2 separate regions of the Homo sapiens genome follow, and region 2 is linked to region 1. A link is a loop called in an ENCODE intact Hi-C map of the cell type or tissue named here. Cell type or tissue: mammary epithelial cell. All regions are shown on one strand.

Region 1 (2,500 bases):
CAGTTCATCAGTGACAGAGCAAGATGAGACTTGAACTCATGTCATTGACTTCCAGTACAGTTTACACCCCTGGTTTTACAGATGAAGAAACTGGCCCTAGGAGGGATAAATGACTTGCCCACTTCATTCAACAACTGTGTACCAAACCCATTTCCATAAGTGTGTCAGCAGGACCAGCTCTGAGCAAAAATGAAAGTTTAGCAAAGTTTAACTTTTAGCATACCCCATGTCTTCATGATTACTCTCACCCGCAACTGACACATACTTTTGGTATTCTGTCTCCCAGTCACTCCAGACCATGCAATCTTGGCTTGGAGACCTGGTTTCACCTACTGTCCCTCCACCCCCAGCAACTCAAGAGGTACAAAAAAAATCCATCTCCAAATGGCCACATACTGGGCAGGGCAGGGGCAAAGAGAAGTGACTGGTTTCCGGTTGGAAGAAGGTGGTTTACCACCCAGCTCTTGGCTATTGTTTCTCCTCAGACTCAGTGTAGACACCCTCAGGCTGGCTTCCTCATCTCCTCCCACTGAGGCTAATTACTCTGTCCCATTGCAGGGCCCCAGGCTCTCCCACCTAAGGTCTGCCCCGCTCCCCTAGCCCCTTCCCCAGCAGCCCCAAGGGTCCAGTCTGTGTTTGATCACCCAGGATTATTAGATTTCAAAGCTGTGGAATCCCATAATTTTTACGAGCATATGCTCTCCTCTAGGGTCTTTTCACGTCTGAAAAGGCGGCCAGCAGCTCCCTGCCACTTCTCCACAGTAGCAGTGCAGGCCAGCTGACAAGGATTACAAATCCCTAGTGTCTCATAGCTGGCGCCTAGATAGTGTGGGTGACGGGTAGAATAAGAGCCCTTGAAGCAAGTTCAGAAATTCTAATAAGCTGAAATGCAGCAGAGACTGCAGAGGCACAAGGAAAGGGATTAGATACCCAAATCCTGCAGGGGTTCAGGAGGCTATGCTTCAAAGCCCCTTTGATTCCTGCCTTTCAGCTCTCTCTAGCGGTCACCAAGCGCAAAGTTCTATGCCTGGTTTTCAAGTCATTTAAGCAGTCTTTTCTAGAGACCTGCTGCGTGTCAGACACTCTGCTAGAATCCGGGAACTTCAGGAATGAAAGGAACATAAGTAGAAAAAAACCAGAAGAACACAAAGAGTTTGTACTACCTAACTTCCAAGATACCCTTTTCTTCTCTGGGCGCCAGTACCCAGAGAGTACCGACCTTAGCGCCAAAATTCGGTCCTCTCTGAGGCAGATCAGGAGCCACCACGCCCCCAGTGAAATGGAGGCGGCAGGAATCCCACCCCCAACCCCTCTTCCTCTCCCCACGACTATCCTCCCGGGGGCGAGAGTCGCCCGGAAGAACTACCCGCGCCTCGGCATTGGTTTCCTGCTGAGCCCCAGCCGGATAAAATTAGTCGATTGCTCACACTAACAAGTGTCAGAGTCCGCGTCCAGCTGAGTGGGTGGGGAGAGCAGTACTGGGCCGGGCCGCATTCCCGCCCGGGCCTGTCAGAGCAGCGGACAGACAGCACCTGTCGTGGGCCTCCTCGTTCCCTCACTCCTGCCAGAGCCTGTGGCCCCCCCGCGGAGACCGGGGACTACACTTGGGAGCATCTTTCCCCAACTCTCGTCACCGCAGAGACCGCGCCGAGCCCACCTGCCAAATGTTAATACACTGGAATGCCAGGGGAGGGGAAAAGAAGGTTGCACTTCTACTCTCCTTTCCCACCACACACCCACCCTTCACTGACCTCGCCACGACTGGGCCCTGGCATCCGGGCCTGGGGGTGCTAATCGACACTATTTCCCGCCAGGTCCCCATGCCCACTCCACACTCTGGGACTGCCTGGGGGTGGATTTGGCCCTGGCGGTCGCTCCTGGTCCTGCCGCTGGCCTCCGGCCACCTTGGGCGGGGACGCGGAGAGTGGGGTTGGCTCCTCCCCCGCCGCGGGTCTCCATCCATTTCCCCATTTGGGAGGGGTAATAACCCGGGAGCCGCGCCACGGAAATGCATCTTCCCCTGCTATTCAGACGGGAATCCGCCCACCCATGACAACCGCCCTTCCCGCCTAGGGAAAGGGGGCGGGAAGACCTAGCCTCGGGCCCTGCCAACTGCCAGCAAGCCAGACGGATAGACAGCAGCTGCTGCGTGTCCGAGCTCAGCTCCTCCTCGATCCCCCGCCCTCTACCTCCCTGCTCGCTCCACCGACACCAGGGGCCGTAGCGGCGACGGCGCCCCACCCCCAGCGCTCGGTCCGGAGCCCTCGAGGTGATCCGGGCTGGGCCTGTCGAGGATCTTTTACAATCGGCGGCCCCCTATTCTCTCCCGACCGGCCTCGTCCCTAGCGTCCCAAGAGCGGGATCAGGCGGCTGCTAGCGAAAGACCTACAGGAGCCCAGACTCGAGGCCCGCCAGGATGCGGAGACTGAGGGCGGGTTCGGCCGCCAGGAAGCGCTCCCGCCCGGGGCAGCAATCCTCCTCCGCCCTCCTCTGCAACCTC
Region 2 (2,500 bases), 85 kb before region 1:
TTTCTCCTCTGCCTAACCCTTCTCCCATCAACAAGCTTCCTTCACTTCTTCCCTCCCACCTCCCTCAAAATCCCCTATGGATAATGGGATGATCTTTGTCTTGCAACAGGGCACTATAGACGACCAGGATGGTCCATCCTTCCTCCACCACTAGTGACAGCAACAAGGCTAGCTTGGGGAATTTTAGCATCGCTCAAAGCCATGACTAATAAATAGATAATTTAAGCAAAACTCATGCACTTGCTATGCTAGCAAGCATCAAGGCAAGTCCTTTAGTCACCTCCTTCCAACCAAATTGCTTTCCCTAAGCCCTTTCTATTGAGAAATTATGGACCCTCCACCCCCATTATATGCCCCAGGGCCTAGCACAAGGGCTGGCTGGCACATAATAGATGCTCAATAAATATTTGTTGAATGAATAATGGCCGAACAGATGAAGACTAAACATACCTAAAAGCTAAAGGAAATAATGCTAGCTGAGTCAGGAGACCTGGATCAGCCACTAATCCATCTTGTGACCTTGAGCATGTTCCTCTCTTTGGGTCTAAGTCTCTTCCTCTGTAGAATTTTGCACTGAACTCAGTGATCTTTTAGGGGTCTTCCATTTCTGGGAGTTCATAATTCTGTGATCCGTACTCTTGTACCAAATACCACTTGCCGCCACCACCCCTGCTCTGCCCCGCCCCACCCAAAGAAGTAAAAGAAACTTCCATCTAGTCATCAGATAGTATTGGGATCATGCTGATAGGGAAAAGAATATAACTTGGGGTTTTGGACCAAGCCAATATCAGAGAAGCCACTGCTTCCCATTATGCCAATGGGGATTGCTGATTAGGTCTCACTCCTATGACACAAAGGCACAACATTCAAGGTCCTCCGCTCCTTGCCTCCTCTGCCTTGTCTTTGATGTCCCATGAGAAGTATGTTGACCAGACAATATCCCCTTGGCTCTGGTAGTGGTTGGAGTCAGTAAGCTGTTGGAGATCTGGGAGTCCTGGTCATTGCAGAACAAAATTCTTGTCCACTGTTATAAGCACATAGGTCTTGATTTTAAAAGTCTTATGCAGCCATAAAAATATACACAGACCAACCTGCCTGGGATTAAAGGGAACTAGGCAGAAAACCAGAAAAGGTAGAGTCTCTCTTAGTGGGCCTTTCCCTTTTTGTCTCTCTGAATTGGGTTTCCATGGGGATCTGTGGGTAAAACACATGAACTTTAAACACTTTTTAAAAAAACTTAAAATGACATTTAAGAGACCTCCAATATTGGAAATCTTTTATTCTCTGATTCAAAATATGTAACCAGTAGAAAGGTGGTTTGTTTCGTATGTGTTCTTTTAGTGTGATGAGTCAGGCTGAAGCTGGGATTGGGCAATGACTATGTGAGTATGTGGTGAATTTCAGAGGGGAAGTGCTGTTTGAGGAAAGGCAAAGCATATTTATCAGACAAAGAATGTATGAAGCCTAAAGCATGTGTTTAATACTTTGAGAAGCTGGTTACTCATACCTCCCTCCTCCTTGACACATACAGTTAGGCTCCATGATCAAACATCAGATTTAGGCTAGACAATCTTTGAGGTTTGTTCCAGTTCTGATGTTTTTTCTCTGACTGTGTGAGATTATTCAGACTTGCAAGTGCACTTTTCCAATGAATCCCCTGTGGTTACTTTCAATGTTTTATTCCAGGCAAGGAACAAATGACTGTAAAGTGGCTAAACCTCAGTAGGCTTGGCCATAAAGTGACACGGAAAATTGATAGTTAGTGATGGGCCATGAACTATGAAGTAGGGTGAACCCTTTGGATCCTCAGGACCCAATAGCTCAAAAATAGATCAAGAAGGAAGTGTGTACATGAGGGAAAATTGCTTATAGTGATGTGCCTATTTGCATTGAAATGTCATCCCTTGGGGGGTCCCCCCACCTGTCATGGGACAAATGTCTTATAGAAGAATGTGACAGCAAATGTGCCACACTGATCAGATGCTTTTGGCATACTTGAACCTTCCTGGTGTTATAAATAGGAGGGAATGAGCCTGGACTTAAATATGTCATGCTGTCAGAAACAGAAGGGATGTGCTACCATTAATAAGGGGCTTAGAGGATCCTATAGTTAAGAGCCAAAGAAGCCCTCTATTTCGAGAAGGGAAAAGTTCAATGACTGTCCGCTATCAGAGCACAATACGAGCTAAATTACTAGCAGTAGGTTGGTCCTTGACCCCTTTGGATCATAGGGAAATGATGATAATAGAGTTGGCAAGCCCCCAAGGCGCCCTCCAGACTGGACATGCATGGAGGCTGGGTCAGCCAGTTTCCACCACACTTCCAATTGCCAGTGTACTCTCTTCCTTGGAGCATTACCACCACACTCTCAGCAGGGTGGATTTGGGAAGTGGCCTGGAATATGGCAGGCCTTCCCTCTCATCCTGCTGGGAATAGTCTTGTCCGTTCCCGTTCTAGGAAAGAGAAGCAGAGAGATGCCAAAGGCTCAGGTACCTGTTGA

The links. Hi-C counts contacts between places; a loop is a spot of excess contacts. Peaks named below come from ENCODE experiments on the same cell type or tissue, not always from the same donor. Only the 100,000 strongest peaks of a DNase experiment are listed, where the experiment ranks them.
Region 2: a loop joins it to region 1, with 3 times the contacts of the local background. A loop is called at or near these places in 3 of 110 quality-filtered maps.

What each region holds. Positions count from the first base shown.
Region 1 is chrX:74,534,486-74,536,985 of GRCh38, forward strand. No RefSeq gene overlaps it. Among named protein-coding and RNA genes, the nearest start is that of RLIM, 79 kb to the right of the region's middle. In mammary epithelial cell, CTCF peaks have their summits at 986 and 1,829; DNase peaks (open chromatin) are centred at 356 and 1,476; H3K4me3 peaks cover 1,261 bases; H3K27ac peaks cover 700 bases.
Region 2 is chrX:74,449,855-74,452,354 of GRCh38, forward strand. The region is part of intron 1 of SLC16A2 (solute carrier family 16 member 2); the gene reads left to right. Among named protein-coding and RNA genes, the nearest start is that of SLC16A2, 30 kb to the left of the region's middle. In mammary epithelial cell, no CTCF peak of the experiment used is centred here; DNase peaks (open chromatin) are centred at 297 and 1,437; H3K27ac peaks cover 1,801 bases.